7 separate regions of the Mus musculus genome follow, and regions 1, 2, 3, 4, 5 and 7 are each linked to region 6. The links are chromatin loops, found by intact Hi-C in ENCODE. Cell type or tissue: left cerebral cortex. All regions are shown on one strand. Region 1 holds the start of Gm38820 (a long non-coding RNA gene). Region 2 overlaps Gm34441 (a long non-coding RNA gene). Region 3 holds the start of Gm34441 (a long non-coding RNA gene). Region 4 overlaps Gm34441 (a long non-coding RNA gene). Region 5 overlaps Gm34441 (a long non-coding RNA gene). Region 6 overlaps Neurod6 (neurogenic differentiation 6). Region 7 overlaps Gm34441 (a long non-coding RNA gene).

What was found. A loop is a pair of places that touch in the nucleus more often than their neighbours do. Peaks named below come from ENCODE experiments on the same cell type or tissue, not always from the same donor. Only the 100,000 strongest peaks of a DNase experiment are listed, where the experiment ranks them.
Region 1: a loop joins it to region 6, with 6 times the contacts of the local background. A loop is called at or near these places in 6 of 42 quality-filtered maps.
Region 2: it touches region 6 in a loop (3.0-fold over the local background); 5 of 42 quality-filtered maps call a loop at or near these places.
Region 3: a loop joins it to region 6, with 5 times the contacts of the local background. A loop is called at or near these places in 7 of 42 quality-filtered maps.
Region 4: it touches region 6 in a loop (4-fold over the local background); 4 of 42 quality-filtered maps call a loop at or near these places.
Region 5: a loop joins it to region 6, with 9 times the contacts of the local background. A loop is called at or near these places in 3 of 42 quality-filtered maps.
Region 7: a loop joins it to region 6, with 3.0 times the contacts of the local background. A loop is called at or near these places in 7 of 42 quality-filtered maps.

Annotation. Positions count from the first base shown.
Region 1 is chr6:55,802,379-55,806,378 of GRCm38, reverse strand. It overlaps Gm38820 (a long non-coding RNA gene), which reads left to right and starts at 1,495. Exons shown (of 3, transcript XR_869126.3): 1 at 1,495-1,765. It also overlaps a transcript of Itprid1 not described here. In left cerebral cortex, a CTCF peak has its summit at 2,093; DNase peaks (open chromatin) are centred at 2,114, 2,879, 3,197, 3,566 and 4 more places; H3K27ac peaks cover 3,755 bases.
Region 2 is chr6:55,548,867-55,552,866 of GRCm38, reverse strand. All of the region lies in intron 1 of Gm34441 (a long non-coding RNA gene), which reads right to left. Among named protein-coding and RNA genes, the nearest start is that of Gm34441, 14 kb to the right of the region's middle. In left cerebral cortex, a CTCF peak has its summit at 1,743 (motif pointing left); DNase peaks (open chromatin) are centred at 1,736 and 3,464; H3K27ac peaks cover 401 bases.
Region 3 is chr6:55,534,721-55,538,720 of GRCm38, reverse strand. It overlaps Gm34441 (a long non-coding RNA gene), which reads right to left and starts at 1,678. Exons shown (of 7, transcript XR_869122.1): 1 at 1,502-1,678. In left cerebral cortex, no CTCF peak of the experiment used is centred here; DNase peaks (open chromatin) are centred at 1,281, 1,687 and 2,068.
Region 4 is chr6:55,616,054-55,620,053 of GRCm38, reverse strand. The region is part of intron 4 of Gm34441 (a long non-coding RNA gene); the gene reads right to left. Among named protein-coding and RNA genes, the nearest start is that of Neurod6, 63 kb to the left of the region's middle. In left cerebral cortex, a CTCF peak has its summit at 3,343 (motif pointing right); DNase peaks (open chromatin) are centred at 118 and 1,920; H3K4me3 peaks cover 782 bases; H3K27ac peaks cover 803 bases.
Region 5 is chr6:55,590,675-55,594,674 of GRCm38, reverse strand. All of the region lies in intron 3 of Gm34441 (a long non-coding RNA gene), which reads right to left. Among named protein-coding and RNA genes, the nearest start is that of Gm34441, 56 kb to the right of the region's middle. In left cerebral cortex, no CTCF peak of the experiment used is centred here; a DNase peak (open chromatin) is centred at 2,334; H3K27ac peaks cover 1,479 bases.
Region 6 is chr6:55,675,384-55,679,383 of GRCm38, reverse strand. Neurod6 (neurogenic differentiation 6) reads left to right here. Exons shown (of 2, transcript NM_009717.2): 2 at 1-1,566. The coding sequence ends at 747. Among named protein-coding and RNA genes, the nearest start is that of Neurod6, 3.9 kb to the left of the region's middle. In left cerebral cortex, a CTCF peak has its summit at 2,344; DNase peaks (open chromatin) are centred at 1,885, 2,312, 2,886, 3,242 and 2 more places; H3K4me3 peaks cover 2,616 bases; H3K27ac peaks cover 2,967 bases.
Region 7 is chr6:55,540,685-55,544,684 of GRCm38, reverse strand. All of the region lies in intron 1 of Gm34441 (a long non-coding RNA gene), which reads right to left. Among named protein-coding and RNA genes, the nearest start is that of Gm34441, 5.6 kb to the right of the region's middle. In left cerebral cortex, a CTCF peak has its summit at 2,135; DNase peaks (open chromatin) are centred at 1,158 and 2,108.

The sequences.
Region 1 (4,000 bases), 130 kb before region 6:
CTTAAAAGGAAAAGTGGGGGAAACATTGAGCACCTACTGTCTACCCAATACTGTATTGACAATTCAGATGAAATATCTAGTTAATTTCTATAATAAATTGGGTGGCATAGATTTATATCTTATAGATAAGAAACTTAAAACTCAGAGCCTGCAAGATCAAACTCCTGATACAAACCCCACTCCAGAGGCTTACCCTCATCTGCTAAGCAGACAGCATCTTTGCCTTGATTGCTAGAGAAACAGGTATTGAAGGGTTGGTTTCTATGGTCTCTTCCAGGCTCCTGTGATACCAGAAGAATCTGTCCATTAAGGCTCTTTCTGTGGGAAGCTTTGAATGGACAAGCCACGCTGAGAAAACCTTCTAAGTCTGGTCTGATGTACTGTTTAGCATGGCTTTAAGACAGACATTGAGGCTGGCACTGCTAGATAATAGCATAGTGACCTTTGGTCATTGGTCCAAATTATCTTCATCAGTCATCCTGTGACACCCCTTGTTTCTTGTAAAGGAGACTCGAAAGTGCTGCTTCGGTTCACTGTCATCTGAAGAAGGGCCACTGGGTCCATTATTTACAGCCTCTGGAACTTGTTGAGTGAGTTTATCATCATTACTTGAACAGAACAGGTCCCTGACAGTAGAGGCCAAGCAGGGCAGATACTGATGGTTGCTGCTGTCCCAGATAATGGGGATCCTCAGAGTAAGCTCTATGCCAAGAGGAAAATGAGAATGTTCTGGAATGGCATCAACTGAGTTCACTAATGTGCACTGACCTCCACCATACAGTCAGCCTCCTGTTGTTTGGTTTCTCATGCTTCTGGCTTCTTTGTTTAATTGCCATGCCCTCATAGAGAGGCTCAATGGCAAGACAGCAGATCTCCACTGTGGGCCTTTGTTAGCATCTCCAAGTGACAAATGTGCAAGTGGGTGAAAGATCCTGAAATACAGCTCTCGCGTCAGCTGCCATCACTTTGGACGCTCTCCTGGCAGCAACTCCGCTCAGCCTCCTCGCTCTGCTGTTTTCCTCTTGCCCTTCTCGAAGCCATTTCTTTCAGTAATGATGAGAATCTTTCTTTGAGTTCAGCTCCCTGCAGTCACACTCTTCCTGGCTTCTCTCTGCTTCTTATGGTGGGGTAGGCATTTGCATTCTGGAAACTCTGGAAGCACTAGAGGGCTCAATGTACCTCTCACAGTTTCAGAGGGGCGTGTATACACATTTGTACACCCCATTCGATCTTCAGGCTCCACAACAGCAAAATGGTGATACGTATCTGTTCAGCACGGCTACAGAGCTGAACAGAGCCACCCAGCTGGGCAGCAGAACCATTGCCCATGTTCTACAGATGAGAAGGTTTACCTCTAGCCTGATTCCCTGTGCTACCGCACAAGCAAACGATTGATTTCAATTCCTCTGTATTCTCAGCTATGAAATGGGTCCCTCTGCCTCTCCCATTAGCTCTGCAAAGCTTCCTTTCTCTGAGTTGCTGCTCTGGACACAAGGACTTTCCTATTGCTTCTCAGTACTTGAGGCTCTCCTGGAGTGGCACGAGCCCATATGGTGGTTTCCTCCCACTGTATGATCATTTGTGTTCACCTGCTCATGTCCCCTCTAAAAATGAATTCCTGAGGGGGTGTGCCGATGGCTAAATCATTTGCTCACGCTGTCTCAAAGTGAGAATGAATGAAGAAAGGAACTCAGAAGTTGTTGGTGGGCAGCAGCTTGTCTATATTCCCACCGACCCCACTGCTTACTCCAGAGAGAAGGAAAAGGTGAGTCCGGCAGTGGGAGGACTTACATAGACGTGAGAGGGAGGGAGGAGGGGGGGCTGGCTGCCTAACAACTCTTGGTGTGCAGAGGAGTACTGTGAGCAGCTTTTAGAATCGCCCCCAGATACTGCCCTCAGAGATCCTGAGTCTACTGGGAAATAACACCCAAAACCACACCTTAAGATGCTCACAGAGGATCTCCACAGGGCTTGGTTTCATCAAGTTAAATGGTAACCCTAACATTAGGATAAACAGACAACTGTGTGCACCTGCAGCTATCAGAAACGTTGGCAGGATAGAAAAATTAAAGAGTTGAGTTCCTTGATTATCCTCTGGGTGGCGCTGTGTAGATGTGCGTCAGCTCAACAGAAGGTGTCCCTCCCCCACGCCCACCAAGTTGTTGTAACCTCATTTCTCACAGTGGCCCCAGGTGGGGATTCGGCTGAAAGCCAGGGCTGCCAACGCCAGGGATTTATATGAGGCAATGTCTGGCGAGTACAGGGTCTCAGTCTAAGTCTCTGCTCACTCTAACTGGGGAACAAAGTGCTTCAAAGACAGGACACTGGGTCTCTGTGGCGCCTTTGCACCTCACACAAAACAACCTGAGAGTGGCTAGGTGTTCAGTGGCTGCATTATTAGTTTTCAGACTGTCGCTTGTAACTACAAAAGTAATGCATGTTTTTGTGGATGATTTAAAAAAAAAGCATATAAACAAAAATAATTTTTAAAAGTCAACCGAAATCACACCACCCACGGCTAACCACTGTTAACATTTACTGTGTTTCCTTAAATGGATACTGTTTGGTAACCTGCTTTTTCTACCTTAACAATAAAGCAAGAACATTTTCCAGGGTAGAAACCACATTAAAATTATTTTTTAAAGTTGCATAGTATTATCGTATTTCATTTACAGATGGACCATGGTTTATTTAACCAATTCCATATTGTAAGGCATTAAAATTTCTCCCCCTCCGTTCTTCCCTCCCCTTCTCCTTTGCTCCCTCTTCAAGCGCCTTCGGTTCTTCCATAAGCTCTCTTAGAGTTACAGGGTTGCTCTCTGGGCTCTTGTCCAGGACGGTCCTGTAATACAACTTCCTAGAAGTGGATGAAGGTCATCCAAAGCACTGAAGCCCTTGGATGCTTGCTGCTTTCTCCGTTCTCCCTCTGCACCACTAGGAAATAGGAGAGACCAGAGGGGCCTCCTTGTAAGAATTCCCTGTAGCTCTCTGAGAATTTTCTACGCTATTACTTGGGGCACAATTCTATGCTAGAAAGGCATGCCATCCCTGTCCCCTAAAGAAAGTAGAGAATCATAGCTGTGAGAAACCCTCCCAGAAGGGCCCCAATTCTGCTTTATTCAAAGGGGCATCCTGCCTGCTTGCTTTTTCTGCCTCTGCCTTAAAGGATTGGAAATATACAGACATTACCTAGGAATTACTTCCATGGCGATATGAGAGGTTGGTGGGAACCTCAAGGCAGTGGCTACTGTAAATACAGTTGTCTTTATTTTGGACAATGGTGGTGACTATCCTTCCCCTGCTAGTCTCAGTTCCCAAGGGTCTGGGCAGTGGGAGATGGTGGGGCTTTGTGTTCTTTTTAGTGTGATATCTGAGGTTCCCAGAAATGCCTATATGAAGGAATTAAAATCTGCTCCATTCCAACACCAGAAAGAGGAACAGAGGCTGACCCTGACCAAAGCTGAAGTTCTGGAAGGCAGTGTGGTTAGGGTGCAGGAACTATAAGGCACCAGATAAGACCAAAATGCCATAAAGGTGACCCAGCCAGAGACAGAAAATAAAGTGAGCCAGAAACCTTGGTAGTGATCTAAGTTAGAGGCAAGGCCCACTCGTTGAAAAGCAGGAGGCTTGAGCAGTGCAGGGAGCTTTTTGCTTAGAGTTTATTTTCATCAGCTTCCAGGGGCACAGGCTTAGAAGACTTCCACAGAGCTTCCACACAAATTCATGGTGTATTACCCTGAGATCCTAGAACAGAAACAAACCGGCAACACAGTCAGAATGTCCAAGAAAACAAAGTCTCCAGGGTTAGAAAATAGCCAAGGAGCAGAAACTGGCTTGGCAACTAGAAACACAAGAAAGAAAGAAAGAAAGAAAGAAAGAAAGAAAGAAAGAAAGAAAGAAAGAAAGAAAGAAAGAAAGAAAGAAAGGAAGAAAGAAAGAGGAAGGAAGGAAGAAAGGAAGAAGGAAGAAAGGAAGAAAGAAAGACAGGGAAAGGAAAGGG
Region 2 (4,000 bases), 130 kb after region 6:
TGCGTGCAGAGAGTAGTTAGTGGAGCAAGAGTGTTAAGGGCATTACTGTGAGTGTTTTATTCAACAAGATGGAACAAACAGAAGCGTTGTCATTAGTATCTGCATGGGAAAATAAGTGTGATGTGGAAGGGAAGGTGTGTCCTCTGGGAAGTTAAGAGTGGATTGCCTGAGGCTGAGTGGTGAACAAAGAAGTAAAGTAACCCAGGTCCTATGGGGAGTCCTTTGCCTCTCATGACATTATTAGGAGCTAAGCTTGGGGAAACTGCTACATTTAGGGAGTTCCTCCTTGGAAGTATGTCTTGGAGCAGGATTTTCTTCTCGAACCCTTAACTTCTGCATCCTGATTCTGTCTCCATGGGACACGCCCTCAGCTTTACTTGTGCTTTGTGTTTGGAGTCTGGGATAGAACAATGGGACTTTATTTTATTTAATTTATTTATTTATTTATTTATTCATTTATTTATTGTAATAAACTTAACAAAGCTAGAAAGAGAAGGTTGGGCTACCAAGAATGAAAAAGAGAACTTGCGCCTTTCCTTCCAAGTTCAAAATTTTCCCTCTCACTGTTTCTAACCATGGTGACCAGTATCAGCAAACACGCCCTGTACCCTTCTCCATCCCCAGGTGAGTACACAGAGCACCAGCAGGCAGTGACGCCATCTACCCAGTTGTGGGTAAGTTTGGTCTCCTCCACCTCCCGTCCAAGTACAGATGATCTGCCTCCGAGTTCCTCATCTCAATCACTGCTAAGGACTGCAGAGATTCAGTCAAGCTCCCAACCTTCTACGTGTGCATTGCTGCATGAAGTCCGCAGTTAGCTGGTATGCTGCCAAGTCAGCCTAAGCGAAAGCCCAACATGGCACCCAGATATCTGCTTCCCCATGAAAGCCAACCACACGCTCAGACTCCACCTCCCCCCAGGTAATATCTGTACCACTGTTCTGTCTCCGAGCAATCCTGGAAGTAGGTTTTGCCTGAATCCCCTCCATCCTGATGTTTCCTCTCAGTGCTTTTCTACCTGCGGACCCGACCTCTTGCCTGGTATGCTCCCTACTCGCTACAGCTGCGCTTCTGGAGGAGGCCGAGCTCTCTGCCTTGAGTGCAGGGCAGAATTGCCATGTCCCTCCATGCTGTGAGAGTCCTGAGTAAAATCACCCATACCACGACTTAACAAGCACTCCCGGATAATTTTTCTTTAATAGCATGTTAGGTTCCCTGTGAAGCACCAACTAGTTCTTACATCCGTCCAAAGCCCTTAAAGACTTTTTGGTGTTGTTTTTAAGAGAACAATTAGAAGCTTGCAGTGGAAAGGACCCTGACAAAAACTCCAGCATAAAGCAGGGTTTGCTTGCCCCTTATCTGAGCCTCACTCAGGTCCTTTGTAAGATGAAGCGCTAGATAAAAGGTATCCCAACCTCTCTACCCCATCCCCACGCTGTTACTCTTGCCTTCAGTAAACGGAACACAGCAAAGTGAAAAGTATGAATTTAGTAGAGAACAATGCCATATAGACAATCATATAAAGTATCTTCTTTTTACTACCAAGGCTAATCACCATCTGAGGGAAAACTCCATCTTTCCAGACTTTGGCAAACCCATCTTCAGAAAGAAGAGGCCTTCTGGCAGCGCGAATGTCGTAGATGCTGGAGCAGCTTAGATCCTGGCTGCAGCAGTATCCATGGCCCCAGCAGCTGCTGGCGCGGCCAGCGTGGTTCACACAATCCCTGGATCAGACTGACCTCTAGGGGCCGCGTGACAACCAGCAGCCAGGGCTCCCGCGCACAAAAGGAGCCTCTGGAGGCTTGCAACAGGAGCCCGCCAAAACAGCCACACAAGGAGGGCTCTCACATGCAGACACCACAAAGCCAAAACATTAACATTTTGCTTGCTATTTATTCAGCTTCTTTGTCTTTAATTCCCCGTCGCCAAGAAGCCTCCAAATGTGTCTCTTTCGGTATCAAAGTGATCACTTCGGATTAAAGCATTCCTTCTGGAAAGATACCTTAATTAAAAATGTGTGTGGTGGGGAGGGGTGGGTGGGCAGCAGCGTCCTTCTAACTCCAGTTTAAGGAAAAAAAGGAAAAAAACAACAAAAAATAAATAGTTCAGAAGAAGAAGAAATGGCCTGTTCACACTGTGAGACAGAAATTGTTGTTAAGCTATTGGTGTTTCTGTTGGGTCTCAACACGGAATACTAAAGGTAACATTTGCTGAATACCTACTATGTGCTGAGTACTATCCTCAGTGAATTCTTTCATTCTACTTGTTTTATTATGAGACCTGTATGGGACAGAGATGGTGACTGGCAAAGTCTCAGCCTACAGGTATCAAAGTCAGGATTAAACCCCAGAGCACACGGTTTTCTCCTTTAATTATTGTATGTAAACACCTTTTCTTCACCTCACCCCATCCCCAACCCCTGCAGTTCTAAAGGCATTTCAAACTCAAACTACTGTTAACAGCATCCTCATCATTAATAGCAAACCACTAAGTAGGTCTAGCACCTGGCACACAACGAAAGTCAAGGAGAGAATCCCAGGGGGCAGGGAGGACAAGGTGAGGGCACTTCCGTGGGCAAGCTTTCAACATAGGGAATAATTATTGACAAATAGACTTAGTCTTTGCTTTGGCTAAGAGCCATATGGTCTGCCTTGGAGTTCTCAAACCACAATGGGAAGATGGAGGGAGGTGCCTTCACAGTTAGGTTGTCCGGGAAGTTAGATGAGTACCATATGTCAAAGGCTTAGTGAGTGCCTGGACCAGGATAAGCTCGAAATGAAAATACCCCAATGATCAATATAGCATTATTGAGGGCTGTTATTCAAATCTGGATCTACAAGTTTGGGGTGGTAGAAAAAGCTGGTTATGAAGTCAATTTCCATATGGAAAGATGTGTGTTACAGTTCTCCAGAGAGACAAAACCAAAAAGATGGGGTTATAGAGATAGGTAATAAGAGATTTACTGAAGACATTAGACCGCATGGTTGTAGAAGCTGAAAAGTGCCAAGGCAAGCCATCAGCAAGACAAAGAACTGGGGAATCCTATAACAGAATTCTCAATCCCAAGCCAGTGACTAAGAAAATTAGGGGGTCACCAGTACAAGTCCTAGGGTCCAAAAGCTATAGACCCTGGCATTCTAAGACTTCCTGTCAGGAGAGGAGTGCCATTACCTCAAAAGAAACTTTGCTTCTCTTCTGCATTTTTCTTCCATTTGGTAGATCTGGTGATGTTAAACCACATTGGGGGTGGGCGTGGGGGGAATCCTTGCTCAGACCACTCACTCAGATGCTGTATCAGAAACAATGTTGTATCTACTAAATTAAGCATCACGGAGACTAAAGGAGAACTCACAGTGCAAGATTCTGATACAGGCAAAAGTCGATTTGCTAAAACCCCCAACAGTGAAGCAGGCCACAAAGAGAAGCATGTGCCCAGTGTAGGAGGTGTGACTCATACCTCTGTACACCCAGAACTGCGTGCGCCATGGGCTTAGGCGGGTTTCATAATGTCACCTATAAAGGATTCTCAACAAATATCTCTAACCTGCGCCTGATGGAGTCTGTAGACCCACAGAGTACAGAAGAATATGTCAAACCACACCAATAGGAAGGCAATAAACAAAAATAAGGACATGGAAAATTCCAAAGACAAAAGATCCAGTTTCTTTAGGAACTAACTTGTCAGGGCAGGAGGAGGAGGAATAAGTACTGAGTGTAAGACACATGAGAAGCACATCAACAAACACAACAAGTAGACTGAATCAAGCGACAAGACATTTGCAAAACAATCTAAACACTGATTAGATCTTTGATATTAAAAATGTGTTTGTTTTCAAAAAGGATCTTTATAACTTTGAGGTGTGTACTGAAATATTCATGAACAATACGGGGCAAAGACTATGCTCTGCTTCCCAAAGATCCTTTCCAGGAAAGATGAAGGAAGTCACCACGGCACTTACTGATCATTTTTGAGGTTGGATGGTAACGGCATGGGGATTGT
Region 3 (4,000 bases), 140 kb after region 6:
AGCTTTGTGGCGGTCAGTTCTGGCTTTGATGAATTTGAGAAATGCCTAGGATAGGAGTAAGGCATACCTAACTTGTTTGAGGGGGCATTTCCAAGGATGATTCACTGAGGGGAGACTGTGATAAAAGAATAGGGGCAGAAAGCCAGCCTATGTGGGCATCTATCTATCTATCTACCTATCTATCTACTTATCTCAGTCTAGCTGTCCCTGTCATTCTGTGCCTTGCTGTGTCTGCCTCTATGTCTCTGTCTCTCTCTGTCTGTCTCTGTCTGTCTCTCTGTCTCTCTCTGTCTCTCTCTGTCTGTCTCTCTGTCTGTCTCTGTCTGTCTCTGTCTCTGTCTCTGTCTCTGTCTCTCTCTCTCTCTCTCTCTCTCTCTCTCTCTCTCTCTCTCTCTCTCCTGCTTGCCAGGAATTGAGCTGTTCTGTTCTGCCTGCCCCACGATAATGAGTTTCCACCTCTGAAACCATGAATCAAAATAAATTCATCTACCTTTAAGTTGTTTCTCTAAAGCATTTGATCATGACAACAACTGCAGAATGGCTGGCACATGCTCATCTCTCTCAGCCAGAGAAAGGAAGTAAGACAAGTATTTATGGCTCAGTATGGCTCAGTACTCCCGACATCCCAGGATACCCTCCATAAAGGTTAGCAAATATTTGCAATGTTTTAATTGGTTTAAGCCATTAGCCCTTCATTATTTGGCTATTTCAACTTTTTTCTTATATTAAATGTTATGACTCAGAAACACAAGCTCAGGAAACAGGAAAAGAACTAAGATCCTCTCCCAAACAAGAATCATGTGCATGAGTCCCCCAGACACCACATGAAGAGTTGCAGATTCTTAAATAGCCCTTTCCTGTGTGGGACACATCTGTATGTAAAAATGCTAGTCCTGTGTTAGGAGGAACGCTGCCCTTCATAAGTGCTCTGTTATTCCTACTTTGCTCTTTTGAAGTAGATAGAATCAGCCTCATTTTATTTCTAGAATAGCAAGTGTGCCAAACACAGAGATATGGTTCTATCCCTTTCCATGTAACCCCAGCACTGTGCACATTACCTGGCTAAGGCTTTAAACATTTGTTAACAGTCATGAATAACTCCACAGACTTAAAGTCAATTTGCTCCTGTTTCATCATAGGTCCTGTATCATCAGTTTCTCAGACTGTTTATCTCAGAGTTCCTTCAAGACCTAAAGAGATGGTGCAGTGGTTAAGAGCACTTGCTTCTCTTCCTACAGACCTAGGTTTAACTCCAAGCACCCATATGGCAGCTCACAACTGTCGCTAACCCCAGTTCCACAAGATCCAATGCCTTCTTTTAGCCTCCATAGGCACGAGGCACACACATGTCCAGACATACATGCCTATAAGACATCATACACATAACATCAAATTAAGTTAAAATTTAACAAAATAATTTAAGCAGTCCTTCAATTTTAGCACAACATCCCAGGAGTATTTTCACATAACAAAAATAAAAATAAAAATAAAGCGAGCGTACCTTCTTCTCCTCTCCCTTTTTAGCCCCTCAGTCAGCTCATTGAGAAAAGATGAACCAGCTACACTTGTTCCTAGAAAATTCTTGGAGATTCCAAAGTATAGAGTATATTTAGTTAGTACATATCCCAACATAGCTAGCTGTTGACTAATGATCACATTTCCCTTTAGGGAGAAAACATGCTAGTTCTCTCTAAATCTGTCCTGCTACTAATTTTAGCCCACACCAACCACGGAATCTTCATTTCGTTCCCCATGATGGATGCTGAGCTGCTGTTCTCATTTCCGATTGACCTAATCGTTCTCAAAAAAAATGATTTCTAAAAACTAGGGCTTTTTTTTCTTAATTAATATTGCTTCCTGTACAACTTTTAGAGGTTGCTAGTTTCTCTTCTCCCTTCACTAGGTGGGTAATGTCTCTCTCTGCCCATTTTCCATCTACATAATTGCAGAAAAGCATGCCAGACATGGCCAGAGAAACCTCAACTTCAGATGGCAATCACCAGGAAGCACCGGGCAGCTGAAGATAGAGAGAAAAGGGAAAGCTCCCGTAAGTAAGGCTTTTCTAGCATCCTGTGCTGCTCTGGGTGAGTCAGCCCCAGCAGGGCCTACAATGCTGTTTTACTCCCAAGATAGAACTGACAGATCTCATTTAACACAGACCTTGAAAGATCCTAGAGTCCAGTGTACTTCTCAACCCATGATGCAGGAGAGGAGTGTTCCTAGGTAGACTTTCACATGACTACTGTTTTTAAAGGCAGGAAGGGCCTTTTATCTGAAGGATAAGATTGACAGCCAATGACTTAGAAGCCCTTTTCCATTGTTGATTTTGTTGTTGTTGTTGTTGTTGTTGTTGTTGTTGTTGTTGTTGTTCTTCTTCTTCTTCTTCTTCTTCTTCTTCTTCTTCTTCTTCTTCTTCTTCTTCTTCTTCTTGTACTTATACAACATACAAGCCACTAATTCTTTCTGAAGTGAGTTCTGTTTCTTGAGAAGTCAAAGAGAAGCCAAGGAAGGTTCAGGTGCAGTTTTTAACTCTTCTTCCCAGAGAGAGTGGAGACACTGGAAGAACGGGGAAGTTTGGATGTATGAACAGTTCATGAGTTGCTTCAGCACGTTGGTGCTGATGATAATTACGCTTGAGTAAATGGGAAGCTTATCTGGTGAGAGCTGAAAGACATTTTTGGCAAGGCAAAACTGAAGAGGGTTTAAATGTAGAAGTGAAAAACTTCTGTGTGTGAAATGTTAGCCACAGAGTCCAAGAGAAGATACATCAACACACACGCCGCACAGATACACACACACACACACACACACACACAGCTGTGGATTTGTAACAAGTCCTAAGGAATCTTGGGGACATACGAAAAGCCTACACTGCAGACTTATTGCAGCTCCAACTCAAATTCTGGGCTATGGGAGAAGTCATGTAAGTAAGCCTACTGTTCCAGCCAAGACAGAAAGCCTTCTAAGCAGTTAAGAATTCAGTCCAGCCTGGACAATGATGAAGACAATGGTCTTGACCTTTTAGGTAGGTGACTGAATCTTGTGTCTCATTTTTATTACCTGGAAAAACAGAAATTACAATTCCCTTTTATACACTTGTTTCAAGAAATAATTTCTGGCATGTGCATGAAGCATAAAAGGCATGGAAAATGCAACAAGCAACTGTGGTAAGACAATGAAATAAACTTTTATGGTCTACCTTATATATTTCTATACTGCACTTTCATAAATATATATAGTATGACAATAATTAGGGGAAAGTGATTTGCAAATTACTAATAAGTTTGTAACTCCATGAAGTTGTGTTTTTTTTTTTCAAAGAGCAAACATGTAGGCATCAGCATAGAATGACCCAAATCCAATTTTGTTCTTGCTTAGACCATTCTACATGATACAAGACAGTCAGGACCTAGGTGCCCACCCAGTCAGCACCACTGATGCAAATGGAGTCCCATGTCTGCTGGAACATAGCACCTTGGCACACCAGCACCCTCTGCACAAAGAGCCTGTCAAGGTTAGACACTGAGAAGTGACTCCCAGTCCTACCCCAGAGGGGCAGATGTGATCCCTCTGGAAAGCCAAACTGAAGAGCACATTTTACATTTGTTTACTTTAGCAAGGACAATTCCCTCTTGCAGCAGATGCTTAACTGAGCCTGAGGGGGATGTCTGACACACAGCAAGTAGTAGGGCCGTGGGAACCAGCTCCTCAGGCCAACTGGAGCAGGGTGCTTCCTGCAGCAGTCCACTCCTATGGCACATTCAAGTTCTTCTAAACACCTTTGGTGGTGGAAAGAGGAGAGCTTGGGGGTCCCACAGATGTGCCTCAAGTCCTCTTTCTATTGCTGGCTCATATAAGATCACAGCTTGGAAGCATGCTTGCCTCTCTTGCCTCTATTTAATCAACTTTACTAGTGATGACACTGGGCTGGCCATAGTGGCACAGGATGCTAAGGGAGGAAGCTCACTGCAACTTTGATGTTAGCCTATTCTACATAGTA
Region 4 (4,000 bases), 59 kb after region 6:
AAGTGGTTAGATAGAATTCGAAGGTAGAGTGTGAGTCACACAACAAACACTAAGACAAACTGAAACTGCAAATGTGTCATAGCAAATGAGCCAATAAACAAGTTAAAATAGAGCCGTAAGAAATCAGTAACTCAAGAGAGGCAGGGGAGGAGGCAACATGGACCAAAGGGCTGTCTCTTCTCCAGGAATATCTGAAATACTCAGTTCGAGAGGTTTGTCACTGACTCTCTACAGTCCCAAACCCTGCAGACCACAAACCATAAGAGGCGATTTCCCAGCACCGAAGCTGGGACTTGGCTGCTGCAGCTGCAGTGACTGCGGCTGCTGCTGCCACCGTCGCCGCCATTTAATTGAATGTGGCTTATTTTTCCTTCCAAGGCCATGAAAGGAAAAAGGCTGGAAGAAGAATTCAACTCTTCTTGTTTTCTAAAACAAGTTTCTACTACTCTTAAAATCTTAGAAACAAAGCATGCCTTAGCCCTTTTGCAAAAGGAGAGAGTAGTTTTCCATATTGTTCAGAGACTATAAGATATGATTCGTGCAACTAGTGAATGCCACTTGTCAACAGTTACCAGCTGTGTGAGCTAACCCCCATACCCTGGGAATTGGAAGTCAGAAGTGTCTATTGTATGTATTTGTATCTGAATTGCAAATTCAAATGGTTAGTAATTTCACTTGTGTGTGTTTGTTTTTCAACTTGGAGAATAAAAGAATGTAACATTAGCCAATGGTATTTTGTCAAATGATTTTTCCATCAGCTTGCCAGATGTGACGTTAACTTGATAGAACAGAAAACCAGCACAACTTACTGCTAATAAATATTAAAGGCAAAATGGCAACCAGAAAATTCCTCCAGTTCTTACAGACATCATCTGAGGAAAGAAGAGAGTCTTAATTGGCTAAACTAGAAGCCCTTGGTCCTGTGAAGGCTCGATGCCTGAGTGCAGGGGAATGCCAAGGCAGTGAGGTGGGAGTGGGTGTGTTGGTGGGGGAGCACCCTCATAGAAGCAGGGGGATGAAGATGGGATAGGGGGTTTACCAGGAAAGGGGATAACATTTGAAATGTAAATAAATAAAATATCCAATAGAAAAAAGAAAAAGAAATTGAAGACTCTACTCTGAATGATTAAAAACAAATACTTGGCAATAAAAGCAGAAAGTTGGAGCCAGGAAGTTAGGAAGTTCTTACCCTACACAGCCTGATAAAATGCCATTATAAGAGCAATGTTGATGCTTTTATACCCTAGTTCTGCTTACTGAATAATATATTGTCAATTGCAGAACAATTTGTTAGTCCTCCCAACATACTTGAAACTGATATTAAGACTGTTGCTAAACAGAGAAATCTAGTTTTTTTGATTTTTTTTTTTTTTTTTTTTTTTTTTTTTTTTTTTTTTTTTTTTTGGTTTTCCGATTCTGGGTTTCTCTGTGTAGCCCTGGCTGTCCTGGAACTCACTCTGTAGAGTAGGCTGGCCTCGAACTCAGAAATCCGCCTGCCTCTGCCTCCCGAGTGCTGAAATTAAAGGCGTGCGCCACCACGCCCGGCGAAATCTAGTTTTAAAGCATGCCAGCAATCAAGCTGGGAATCCTGGTAGGCTCCAAGTGGAAGCTGACTGGACTAGGTTACTTGGGCCAAAAAGCTGGCTGTCTTACATTTGAACTTCCTTAGTTGCCGCATCCTCTAGTCAAAGAAGTCTGAGCTAATGCAAAGACAAAGCAAGAGATGGTGTTTGTTTTCATTTTCTCGAGAGCCGGGTGCCTGGAGAACCGACACAATGCTGCTATGCTTCTAAAAACCTGAAGCTACAGGATGATTTTCAAAATTAAGGGCAGCTCACAGCTGAAAATTATACTTTTGGGCAAGGGGCCAATTCAGGATGCGTTTCACTCTGGTTTGGATCCCTGCCAACGTCCCTGGGTCCCATTTGTTCAGTTTTATAGCAGCAAACAAAAAGGAAACAGGAGAGGCAGGAGCGAGCTCAAGAGCGGCTGTGTGGAAGTCAGCATTTAAGGTCTTGCTAAGAAGCGTGTTAACATGGAGAGCTGTGCCGGGAGAGCACGCAGCACTGGGCACTCGCAGGGACCGTGCACAATCACAGAACCTGCCTAGTGGAACACAGCACCCCAGAGCCCAGGTGCCCTACCGATCCCTGGAACCCCAGCCAAGAAGCATATCAGGGTTTTGTCTTTCCAGGGAAAAACACGGTTCCTTAAAACAGCCTTGCAAGGTGACAAGACCCATTTCGAAAACAAACGCAGGGTAGAATTTCCCTTGGTTCCCATATTAAAATGCTTGTTTTCACTTTCCAATAACAAAATGGCTAAAAAGCAAGGTAATTGGATTTGACAGTTTTCACAAATACAATCACTCAAATAACTGTATTACTACTACCACTTCTTTTTAAGCAGAAAAAATATGTGTATTGGTTCAATTTTTCATTATAAACTCAAACTAGGGAAACAAGTTAAACTTACTATATTCTTCAACTTAAAAGGAGCTATTCTTTTTTAAATGCTTCTGCTTTGAAGAGAATTGGCTGTAGAAATATGAACAATGGGAATATAATTTTACATTGCCCACAATTAGCATTCTAGAATATTAACATCTCAACTTTAATATATAATGTTTAGGATATAAATATTTTCATGAAATTGATTAGGTCTTTTCTGCTTTCTATGAAAAGGCTCTATTGTTATTAATGTAACATGTGGGCTGTATATAAGCCTTTCTTAACTGTATTACATGCAGCTTTTCAGGGGTCTGCTATTTCAGAGTAGTCAAAGAAACAGCACACATCAGGGCAGACGGGTAATCCAGCTCTCAAGAAGGGCAAGCAGAAGAAAACGGAATTCAAGGTCATCCATAGCTTCATAGCTAACTAGATACAGGGCCAGGCAGGGGGGTCTATGTGAGACCCTGCACCTCTAAACACTGGATACAGGGGCTAGAGAGATGGCTCAATGATTAAGAGCACTTGTGGCTCTTGCAGATGACCTGAGTTTGACTCTAAGCAACCACACAGTGACTCAAATCCATCTGTAACTCTAGCTCCAGGAGATACAATGTTTCTCTGATCTCCATAGTCACCAGGTAGGCATGTGAGGCCCATATATGCATGCAGACAAAACACACAAACACGTGAAGATAAATATTTTAAGTATAAAGTAAAAAGCAACAACAACAAACAAAATTCCTGAAAATCTCTGTTTGAATAAACCGTAAGTGAAATATAACACCATTTTGTGCAGTTTCTTTTTCTGGGCTCTAGACATGATTCACACTATTTTTAATTGCACGTGAGAGTGCAGGTACCAGGGGAGGCCAGCGGAGGGTGTTGATCCCTCCTGGGCTGGACTTAAGGTGGTTGTAGGCCACCAGACATGGGTGATGAGACCCAAACTGGGGTCCTCTGCAAGCAGTTAACGCGACACACAACATGAACTGTTGTATCATGTCTCCACACGATTGTTGACGTAGGAAATCCAAATCCAACTGATCGTGTCGTGTACAGCAATTAATACACCTCGGTATTAAGCCCTTTTTACACTGCATTAAAGCTCCAAAGCTACCCACCAGGTATCCCTTTCTATCTTAGTTAGGGTTGCTACTGCTGTGATGAAACACCATTGAACAAAAAGCAGGCTGGGAAGAAAGGGTTTATTTGGCTTACACTTCCACACTGTGGCTTTCATCACTGAAAGAAGTTGAGTTAGGACAGGAACTCGAACAGGATAGGAACCTGGAAGCAGGAGCTGGTGCAGAAGCCGTGGAGGAATGCTACTTACTGGTTTGCTTCCCCTGGCTTGCTCACCTTGCTCTCTTATATAACCCAGGACCACCAGCCCAGCACCACCCACAATGGGCTGGGCCTTCTCCTATAATCACTTATTAAGAAAATACCCTATAGGCTTAACTACAGCCAGTCTTAGGGAGGCATTTTCTCAATTGAGGTTCCCTCATCTCTAATGACTTCAGCTTGGGTCACAATGACATAAAAAT
Region 5 (4,000 bases), 85 kb after region 6:
GGTTTATTTCTGGGTCTTCAATTCTATTCCACTGATCAATCTGTCTATTATTATGTCAATACCATGTGGGTTTTGTTACTGTTTATTGCTCTATAATACAGCTTAAAATCAGGGATGGCGACACCTTCAAAAGTTCTTTTATTATGCAGTATTATATTCGTTATCCTAGTTTTTTATTATTTTTATATGAAGTTGAGAATTGCTCTTTCAAGGCCTGTAAAGAATTGTGTTGAAATTTTGATGAGAATTGCATTGAATCTGTAGATTGCTTTTGGCAAGATGGCTATTTTTACTATGATAATCCTACTGATTCATGAGCATAGGAGATCTTTCCATCTTCTGATATCTTCTTCAGTTTCTTTCTTTAGAGACTTGAAGATCTTGTCATGAAAGTCTTACACTTGCTTGATTGAAGTTACACCTCAGAGGCGTAACACCACGATATTTTATATTATTTGTGAATATTGTGAAGGGTGTTGTTTCTCTAATTTCTTTCTCACCCTGTTTATTGTTTGTATAAAGGAAAGATACCTCATGTGGCAAGGTGGGACTTCCAGTGGAAGAAGGGGGACACCAGCATTCTCACAGAACCTTAGAAACAAGGTCTGTCCTACAGGATGTTCAGGGACACTGATGGAGCAAACACTGAGGAAGGGGTCAACCATTGACTGGCTCAATTTGAGACAAATTAATTTAATTAGTTTGCATTGCCATAGATAGATTCAGTAGAAAAAGACAAAGATGTGAGGAATGAAAGATGAAAATAAGGGATACAAAACTCAGAGATTAGACTGAAATGTAACATAATAAAAATGATAGACCAATAAAAGAATGATAGTCAAAACTCTGTTTACTCAATTTCTCACCCCATGGGAAAGTGCCAACCCCTGGCCCAATTAATGATACTCTGATATGCTTAAAGACAGGAGCCTCGCACAAGTGTGATCTAAGAGGATTCATCCAGCAGCTCAAGGAAACAGATGCAGAGACCCACAGCCAAACATTAGGCAGAGCTCAGGGAGTCTAGTGGAAGAGTCAGGGGAAGGATTGAGGGAGCTGGAGGGGTCAAGGATACCACAAAAGACCTTCAGAGTCAATTAATATGGTCCATGGGGGCTCACAGAGACTGGACCACCAACTGAAGAGCATGATTGGACTAGACCTAGGCCCCTACACATATGCAGCAGATATGCAGCTTGGTCTTCATATGGGTTCCCCAATAATTGGATCAGGGGCTGTTTCTGATTCTTCCTAGCTGGGCTGTCCTGTCTGGACTTTGTGGGAGAGGATGCTCTTAGTCCTGATGATACTTGATCTGCCAGGGAGGGTTGGTGGGGGGAGTGCTCCAAGAAGGGGAGCTGAGGATCAAAGAAGAGGGAGTGGGAGGGTGAGTCTGGGAGGAGAGGAGGAAGGAGCTATGATTAGGATATAAAGTGAATAAATAAGTAAATTAATGAAAAAGAACATCTTAGAAGCAGTAGTTAAGATATGTCCCAAAATTCCAGAGGCAGAGACAGGCAAACCTCTGTGAGTACAAGGCCAGCCTGGTCTACATAGCAAGTTCTAAGCAAGCTAGGGCAACCTAGTGAGACCCTGATTTATAACAACAATAATAATAGTAAAAACCTATTTCAAAATCTCTTAGAAAAAGCATCTTACTCATGAAAAGTTATTTGCTTAAATACTTAGAATAGCCCAAACATACCATTCTTTGTGACTGCCTTGGCCTGGCTGACCAGCATTCCTTAAGAACGTTCAGTGTAGAGATCATTGATGATCCAAAATAAGGAATGAAATAAGGCCTCTTAAGCTAGGGATCAGCTTTCAGTGGTACCTTCCCCAGTGATGCATTCAAACTGCACTGAAGATGTAATAAATTCCATTAACACCCATGAAAACTAGAACAAAGAATATAGTAACAAAGTGCGAGAATCTGACCTTTTTGGCATGAGGCCTCATACAACAGGAGGAAACCCCTTGTGCATTGTTGCCTAGGAGGAAAGAAAAGTCTAAACTGTCTATCAGGATTATAGAAGAACTTCTGCATCTTCTCCACCACATGATCCTCCATTGAGGAGTGCATGGATGCCATTGGCCAGAAAGCCAGCAGCTTGTCATTCACTGAGAACATGATATTTTTTTTAAGACATCCAGATGGTGATTTCTCATCTCACAGATCCCCATTCCTATCTACAGAGAGGGCGACTCTTCAGAAAACACCTGGGCAAGACTTGGGCTGTAGGCTACCAGCATAGTAGTCCCCATAAATAAAGCACTATGGGCCAGGGAGGAGACAGAAATAGAATCAGTAAAAACCAGGGCTAGAGTTTTCCATGCAGTCCATCTGTTTCATATGCTAGCAAGCCGGCAGTGGACGTAGGAGTGGATCCCATTTCTGTCTGAGAGAGCAGAAGTAGACAGGAAATGTGTGAGTTGCTGGGCTCACCAACCTACCCGCCATCTGTGTCTCCAGCCAAGAGACTCAGCCACTATGCCAGTGGTCAGAGCAGAGGGGCTAAGCATCCTCCCACCTGTTTCCATCTGAGAATGGAGCAACCCCAAAAGGAAAAGAATTATAGAAAAAGGACTTTTCAGAAGACTTGGGAGGAAAAGGATAACAGAAAGAAACTTGTAAAAATCTTTGCTTAACGAAGTAAAAGAAAATAACTTAATCAGTTTGTATTGCCATAGACAGAGAAATTCAGAAAAAAAAATCAAAGATGTGAGAAAGGAAAGAGGAAATAAGGGATATAAAAACTCAGAGATTGGACTGAAATACAAAGTGATGAAATGGTAGACAATTAAAAAAATGATAGGTCAAAGCTTAGTTTCCTCTATAGACATTGTAGAAAGTTCAGGAAAGGGATGATCTGCAAAATGGTGCTTAATAGGGCTGAAAAGGATACTTCCAAATTAGCAAGATGAATAGACAGACAGACGAGTAAAAGAGTGCCAAAGTCTAGGCCAGAAAGCCTCTGAAGTTCATGAGTTAGAGGCTTTGACATCAGCCTGTGGTGCCTTTGATAGTTCAAGCCTAGAGAAAGGGAGTCATGCCACTGGAAGAACTTATAAAGAATTCCTTTTTTTCTCTTTGCTTCACAGATACAACAACACAAACTGATCTCCTTTGACTGACGTGTACATCATGGTCTACTGTGCTATCACAGGCACAGAGCCACATTCCATAAGACCATGGATCAAAAACTCTGAGCTAAAACAGTTTTCCCTTTTAAGTTCAAGATCTCAGTTATTCTGTCATGGTAGCAGACAGCAAAATGCATGCATGCATGCATGCATACATACATACATACATACATACATACATACATGGTAAATGATGATAGATAGATAGATAGATAGATAGATAGATAGATAGATAGATAGATAGATAGGTAGGTAGATAGATAGATGGACTAGCAGGCAGACAACAAAATAAGGGCTGTAGAAAACAAATTCACAGAAAAGGAAACTCAAGAAACAACATAGAAAGTACATAGGAAGATTCTCCTAAGCTGCAGAGAATGAGGAGCGAGGCTGGTATTCCAAATGCCTCTGTTGGCTGCAGTCTGACAGTGTGTAAAGAATGTGCGCACACTGTGATTCCTGCCCATCAGAAGCAAGGCAGAGGAAGATGCATAAGGAGCGGAGGAAAGCCAAGGAAAGAATAAAGGAGCTGAGAAGGAAGGTGATGGTGGATCTGAAAGAATACAAACCAATAAAACTTTAATAAAAACAAGACCAAAAAGCCAAACAATGTATTGCCTTTTAAGCTTTTCTACCATTTTCATATTTGACAATCAGTCTTTAATACATACTATATATAATTTTACAAAGTATCATGCACAAACATCAGAAGAGAAATTATTTGTAAGCATCCATAACCTTATCTTCAGAGGTTTAAACCTATAGTTAATACCAATATATTCTTTTGGAACATTTTCTATGCACAAATGTATTTTCAACTCATTAGGTGTTTTTTACAGTATTTCATCAGTCTTAA
Region 6 (4,000 bases):
GAAAGGGTCAAGTTCAGGAGACAGGAAGCTAATGCGCGCGAGAGGAACCGGATGCACGGCCTCAATGATGCTCTGGACAATTTGCGAAAAGTGGTCCCCTGTTACTCTAAAACCCAAAAACTGTCCAAAATAGAAACTTTACGACTGGCCAAAAATTACATCTGGGCACTTTCTGAAATTCTGAGGATTGGCAAGAGACCGGATCTGCTCACGTTCGTCCAAAACTTATGCAAAGGTCTTTCCCAGCCAACTACAAACTTGGTGGCAGGCTGCTTACAGCTCAACGCCAGAAGTTTCCTGATGGGTCAGGGTGGGGAGGCTGCCCACCACACAAGGTCACCCTACTCCACATTCTACCCACCCTACCACAGCCCTGAGCTGGCCACTCCCCCAGGGCATGGGACTCTTGATAATTCCAAGTCCATGAAACCCTACAATTACTGCAGTGCATATGAATCCTTCTATGAAAGTACCTCCCCTGAGTGTGCCAGCCCTCAGTTTGAAGGTCCCTTAAGTCCTCCCCCAATTAACTATAATGGGATATTTTCCCTGAAGCAAGAAGAAACCTTGGACTATGGCAAAAATTACAATTATGGCATGCATTACTGTGCAGTGCCACCCAGGGGTCCCCTTGGGCAGGGTGCCATGTTCAGGTTGCCCACCGACAGCCACTTCCCTTACGACTTACATCTGCGCAGCCAATCTCTCACTATGCAAGATGAATTAAATGCAGTTTTTCATAATTAATGAGGAAAATGAAAATAAACAGTGGTCATTCACCTCCCACTCTAATTAAGGCAAAGCAGATGCTTGTGGGCTGCGTAATTGGCACAACTCTATCTAAGGTGTTTACTAGTTTCTGAAGTGTGTCTCAAAGATTGTGACCATTTTCTATGTCATAATAAATCCCTTTTCGTATGAGAACTTCCTTTCCTTCCCTCTTGTCTGTATCACACTGTGATTCTCTCTCTCTCTCTCTCTCTCTCTCTCTCTCTCTCTCTCTTACTGGCAGAATATTTCTTTCTTGTTTTAGTTTCTTTCAAATTCACTTAATTTGTTTGAACAAGGTGTCTAAGATGTTGCTGAATAAAGACATGCACACAGCATACTTCAATGTCTATTTCAGTTGTACAGTTATGATGAAAATGCATGTTATAAAAATCAGATGAGTAAAATGTGTTTATAATTACTAGGATTCATATATGTATCTCTGAAATTTTAGTTTTTAAAATATTAAGAGCTAACCATGAAATTAAAAGGTGCATTTGGGGATGCACAACGGTATCAAAAGCTATGCAATTTTCTGTTTATTAGGGACAAAAATAAGTGTATTCAGTTGGTAACAACTATTCCTCTTCAAGCATTTTCAGAGGAGGAAACACGGTATTTGGGGGAGGTTATCAGTGTCATAATTTGGGGACAATTAATTCAATCATGAAGAAAAAAAATATTAGCACTTGTTTTGTATTGTTCAGGATTTTTCTGTACAGGTTTGTTACAGTGTATAATTGTGTTTTCCATCCTACAGTTTAAAAGCAATTAAACATAGATATTTCCACTTACAAAGGATATTTATTAGCATGGTATTTTTGCATGATACTTATTTCCTGCCACACAGCTGCTTCCAGTCTCCAATGCTCCCACCTCCCTATTTCAGGAATCTTTTTGGATTAAATTGAAAAGGTTCAAACAAATTTCTTTAAAAAAAACAAAATCGCCAAAGTGTTTTCCAGAATTTTCTTTTGGAAAGTATCCTAAATGAAAGAAAAGGGGACAGTGAGTGTTAAACACCCTGGGGAAACAATGGTAAATCCAGCTAACCTTCAACTCCTGCCTAAATTCGGTGGCAGTTTTCCAGCAGCCCCCAGAGTCGGTGTTTAAAAGGGAAGCTTTTTCCCTGGGCCTGTTAAACGCCTGGCCGATTAGAACCTAAATTCTAATTTATGTGTGATTAAAAGTTTCCTAACAAAAGGCAAGGAAAAACTTCGTTTAATATGCCCGAAGAGCTAGATTCTTAAAACAGGACTGAGCCGCTCCTGGAATATAAAGCAAGGTGGTGTGACCTCCTCCTCCTCCTCTTCCTCCTCCTCCTCTTCCTCCTCCTCCTCCTCCTCCTTCGAGAGGCTGTCTGGGCAGGTCTGCTTCCTAGGGTGTGGGAAGTGGGCATCTGCGCGCGGCCTGTGGAGAACAGCGGGCCAAGCGCACTGCAGCGCAAGATTCCACGGGCACTGCCTGAGCCAGCGCAGTCCCATCCTGGCCACTCAGACAGGGCTGCAGGACGCAGGTGACCTCCCACAGCCTCCGTGGTCTCCAGAACTCCGGCTGCGCTGCCCGAATTCCGCCCGCAGTGGGCGCCCTGCAGTCTGGGGCCTCGCCCATCTAGCGGGCACCGCAGCCCTGGCTGAGGGACTCTCCCTACACCCTATTCAGCTGCTGAGTTGGGAAGCGGGTGGCATCTCCGTTTGATGGTCTGACGCAGCTCCAGCCCGCCCCGGTGCTGCCCAGAGCTGACCCTGTTCTCCTGCCCGGCAGCTGGTGGGACTCAGGGAGTGCAGACTTGAGGTCCTTGCCCCAGTCTCCAGAAGGCCTCCTACTTAACCCAGTCCCTGCCACCCCCTGCTGGAACCCAGGGGCCTTCAGTGAGCAAAGCTGCTGCCTGAAAGCAGGGAAGGGGCTGAGCAGCTGCTGGCTCGGGACTCCCTGGTGATGAACTGCCCTCCAAGCCCATGTGTGAGCACCTGTTCACTTTGCTCCCATGAGGCAGGGGAAGGAAACCGAGGTAAAAAAAAGGGACTGTGCCCTGACAAAGTGGAGAGAAGTTTGCCCAAGGTACAGAGCCTTCTGTCCCCTCTGCCTGCCTGGGCACAGGAAGACTTTCGCCCACTTCCTCCCATATGTGCACAAAAGCTGCTCTCCCTGGGACTTGGTCCAGCAGTGCCGGACTCTTTGTGGCCCTTCAGACTTAGGAACCGGGTCACTGCTCATTCTGAGAGGGGAAAGGGGAAGGTGGAGGGAGGAGGCATCTGGAAAAGGAATATCCTCCCTGTCCCATGCCATTCCAATATCATTTCCTCTCTGATAGAGTAGGTGTGGTTTCCTGGTCTCCTATCCTTGCTGTAGTGTACCCGCTGGCCTGGCCTAAACAGCACCGCACCTGCTCAGTGTCATGTTGGCTCAGACAAGCATTTGAGACCTGCACTCTTTCCAAGGTCACAGATTCTTGTTGGAAACAGAGATTGCATCAGGAGATAGGTCTTCCGTCTCCCTTCTGGCAAGTGGAAGAGCAAAGATGAGAAGCAGCTGGCAGAATGAGGAAGAATCCAGTGCTCTGGGCAAGTTTATCTCGGAGCTCAGTTCACGAGAAACTCCAGATTTCAGAGTGCGGATTACAGAAGCCGACCCCAGAGACGTGAAGACATCTAGAATCTAGACACATCCGTCTTGTGTGTGCATGCTCCCTGTGTCTCTGGCAGATGCAGTCATGCTGTTGGACGTTGGGTGTATGCGGCCAGGATCCCATGCTTAGTCAACATTTAGATGCCTCTTCTGGACCCGGCACTAGAACCAACCAGCCGCTCCCATGACATATCACCCTTGACCCTAAGTCAATTTTCTTCAGCAATTCACAGTGCTAAGAAATCCTGTGAGTTGTTTATACAATGCATCCTAGATGCTATGCTGAAAAACTACTTTGAAAGGTGAAAGGAAGAGGCAGCAGGGTATAAAGGGTCCAGGAGCCAGGAAGCATGGCTTCAGCTATGTTTGAATGGCATCCTTCATCATCTTTGCCTGTGGTACTGTGTCTCTCCACCACTCAACAGAAAACACCATAGCTGCAGTCTTCCATATGGATTGAGCTTCTCCTCTTTGGGCTTGGATTTAACTAGTGATTCCTCATTCCAATTAGGAAGGAAAGAAAATGGCTAAAGGATACACATTCAAATGATCACACACACCCACTTGGAAATATTTATGAAAGTCCCGTGCAAATAACAAGTGT
Region 7 (4,000 bases), 130 kb after region 6:
CCATCGTGACAGGACATGATCTTAGAAAGGTTTAATTAGTTGAGCTTAAGGGCCTGTTGATAAATTACCCGGTGTGGTTTACTAGGTCCTAGAGAGTCAAATGAACCCCGTATTTGTCAAACAAGTCTCTGCATTCAGGGTAAGTAGGGAGTCTGTCTCTAGCATCTTGACCCTGCATTGTGGAGAAGTGCCTGGAATGGATAACACTACCTTCCAGTATCAAGCCTTCCAATGTTACTCAAAATGTCTGGTCACTCTTTTAAGAAGGAGACACTCTTTTAAGAAGGAGACTGCATTTAGAAATGCAGGGGAAGCTAAAGGAGAAAGGTGAGCTCTAATCTCAGTAAAATGTGTATGCAATCAAAGACAGACCAAAAGCAATGATAAACAGGTACCAGCTGTGTGTCAATCACTTAGAACAGGCTGGACAGTGAAACCTTCAAGTCAAAATAGAAAAGACACACATTGTAGTATCAGCAGCGACTCCACCCATCCCATCAGCAGGTGGGTAACCCTTGTCAGCATCAGGGTAACCCTTGTCACCTTGGATACTCTTGGAAGTTTAATCTCAGAGACCAAAAGACTTCCCCTGTCACGACCCTATCTATAGGTGGAGGGACAGCACCAGACCTAGATTAGATATCCCATGGAAGAGTTTAGTCACAAAGTAGAAATGACAGTTAGTCCATATCCATTATAGATACCTGGACTCATCCATTTATCACTTTCTGGCTCAAGTCCTGGGCTAATGCTATAGAATGGAGAGGACTTGGATCTCTGTCTTCTGTGGTTGAAGGATACAGTCAAATGCTCATTTTCAGTGTACGATGGCTCCTACAGTGCTGGCATAGAAATAATAAATGGCAAAACGGGCTTAGAGAGGATTCCATTTATAAAGCCAATTCCATTTATAAAGGTATGGGGGAGATAGTCAAGAAAAGCCACACAGAGAGTGAAATCACACAGGGCTCACATGAGATGACGTCCCTGCATCCAGAGAAACATCAGCTCCCAACATGGGATCGATATGTGCAAATGACACCAAGACTGAAACAGAATGAATAGAATTTATGCCCCCCCCCCCGCCTCACTACAGCCTCACCACTATGCACATCAGATGAGTGACAGCTTTGATTGCGGCCCACTCCAGATGCATAGCACATTCTGCTCACTTCATTCAATCTGTTAGTGCTGGTGATGACTCTTGCAAGTGCTTGTTCATGGCCAGTGACAGACATGACAAGATGGGAGAAAAAAGGCAAAGCCTTCTTTAACTTTTGTACAAGCAATAAAGCTTTGAATATATAGAGATGAAATAGCTGCACTGAACTTCTTCCCCCTGTTTACCTCTTTTAAGTACACTGGAACCAGAGAACGATCTGCCATGGGGCATCTCAAACCATCATGCTTTGCTTGAGTAAGGTGGTGTTGGTAACTGGAGTTTTCTAGTTCCTCATGATATTCTCCAGTCACCTTGGGCAGCCACCTTGCCTGATTCTATCACGCTATTCTTCAGAAAGGGCTCATTGCCTGCACGTATTCTCTCTTGCAATGAAAGGTGTGATGCTCTCTGCAAGGCTCTATTTTTATTTGAAGTGCTCAGTTGGGAACGCTAAACTTTGTTTTGCTAAGTCATTTGTAACAAATAGCATATGATCCGAAGTCTATAAATTTGTCTCCCGGCTTCAAAGACTTTCACTCCCAAGAGCTTGAATTCTGGCACCTCACCCAGCCACATGATGATCTCAGGGCAGAACTTTCTATGAGAACTTTTAATGTCAAAATAGCCTCCTATTCAGGACTGAGGCAACCCCCCTTCCTTCCCTGTGGACCCGCATTTCTGCTGCTCTCACCAGGAATTTTAGTCCTCACCATGAACTCCATCAGGGAAGAAGCTAAAGACAGAAGTGGGAAACTAACAGAAACACAAAGTCACACACACTCTGTCATGGGATCTCTGCATAGCATGTGTTGACCATTCACTATGGGTCAAGTATTAGGAATGCCACAGCAAACACACCAGTGACCTAGGCATCAAGGGAACAGACATCCTGCATGAAATGAAGAGTCCAGAGACCAGTGCCAGCAGGTTTGAGAAGAAATGCAAAGCTGGAACTGTGGTTTGGATGTGGTTTGAGCGTCCTCTAGGGGCATGTGTCAAAAGTTAATCCACCATGAGAGTAGAAACTTGGTCCATGATGCTTAGCAGTGGGGGCACTGGAAGTGAACGAGATTCTACAACATCAACAGGGAGCCCGGGAGTGAATCCTGGAGACTTTGTAAGAGGAGAGATCAGGGAGACACAGACATGATCAGGGAGACACAGACATGATCAGGGAGACACAGACATGATCAGGGAGACACAGACATGATCAGGGAGACACAGACATGTGTGCACTTCTTGTCTCTTGACATCTGATGGCATGCATCAGAATCCCTAACAGGCCCTGCTTTTAATCATGCAAAATCATCCTAAAAGCTACTTGTGTTTTCCCTGAGCTCCTCTGTTACCATCACTGGGGCCTGAAGCAAAAGTAGTGATATTAACTGGGCATCATCCAAGTTGTAAAGTTCTCATTTTAAACTTTATATAGTAGAAATAATGGAAACATCATATGATAAATGTGGCCTCTCTGTCTCACTCTCCCTTCCTCTCTCCCTTTTGCTTTCTGCCAGTCCTGTGGTCCCAGATACTTAGGTATCTATGTGGCTGAGGCCAGAGGATCATTTTAACTCTTACCGGATGTACAGAAAGAGCCTGGGGTCAATCTAGGTAACTGAGATCTTGTCTCAAAGTTTGAAAAAAAAATGTCTAAAGAGGGCAGGGTTATAGCTCAGTGTAAAAGTGTTTGAATAGCATATGAAAAGGTACCTAGAGTCAATGGGTCAGTTTCCACTAACACCAAGAAAATTTTAAATGATTTAAATATCACATGTGAAATCAATTCAGTATTGATATATATACATCTGTGCATATATGCCTATATACGTGTATACACGTTTGTGTGTACATGCATATTATTTTTGGCTGCTTTATTATATTCCATTTGTGCACAAAACACACTTGATGCAATTTGCTCTTGCTGGGTGTCTTAGTAGCTTCTAATTCCTTGTTGTCCCACACTTTGCTCCAACAAAAATCCTGATAAAGATCCCCATGCAGTGCTCATAGGTTCTCTGGTCTAAATAAGGGGAATTGCTAGTCATCTGCCTATGTTCAGCTCAGTGTCTTGAGCACCTCCATATTGCTCTATCTGTCCATGCATGGCTATGTCATCAGTCCAGATATCTTCCCTGTATTCTCTTCCCAAATAATCTCCTAGGCATTCATCAGCATTGTAGTGGCCATTTGTACCAGGATTTTTGTTTGTTTTTGTTTGTTATGGTCAATTAGATGTCCGTAGTTTTCCCTCTATTTCACTACCCATTTCTTCCCAGTCTCCTCTCGTGGCTCTTCCTCCTTTCTGGTCTCCAGTGAGGATGCCCCTGAGATCTGCCTCAGGCCTGATGCCCCTCTTTTCTCTATTAATATGTGGAAACTTAGATGTACTTAGATGTACACCCATGCCTTTACTGCCCTTTCCACGTTAACATCCTGAAGCACACACATAGCCTTGGCCTTCACCACCTATGCGAAGCTTATGTAGCCACCTGCAACACAGTGCCTCCACTGAAAACCTGGTCCCTCACACTTACAGTGCCCATGGTTAACCTCCTGCTTCTTCTCCATAGTCTAGTCATCACCTTCATCTCCATGTTCTGTAAACAGCAATTCCACATGCCCAGTTGCTGATGCTAAAGTTTGAGCATGACTGATCCCTCTCAGCCACACCCAGTGTGGCAGCAGCACTGTCAACTCTGTCAAACTGTGTCACAGTTTGGCCCTTCTCCTGGCCTCACCTTCATTTCTCCTCAGAGTTGTAGCAACCATAGCTAACACTCCTTTGCTTCTCTTTATCCTGGCCCAGTCCACTTCCCACACGGCAGCCAGCCCATTTCA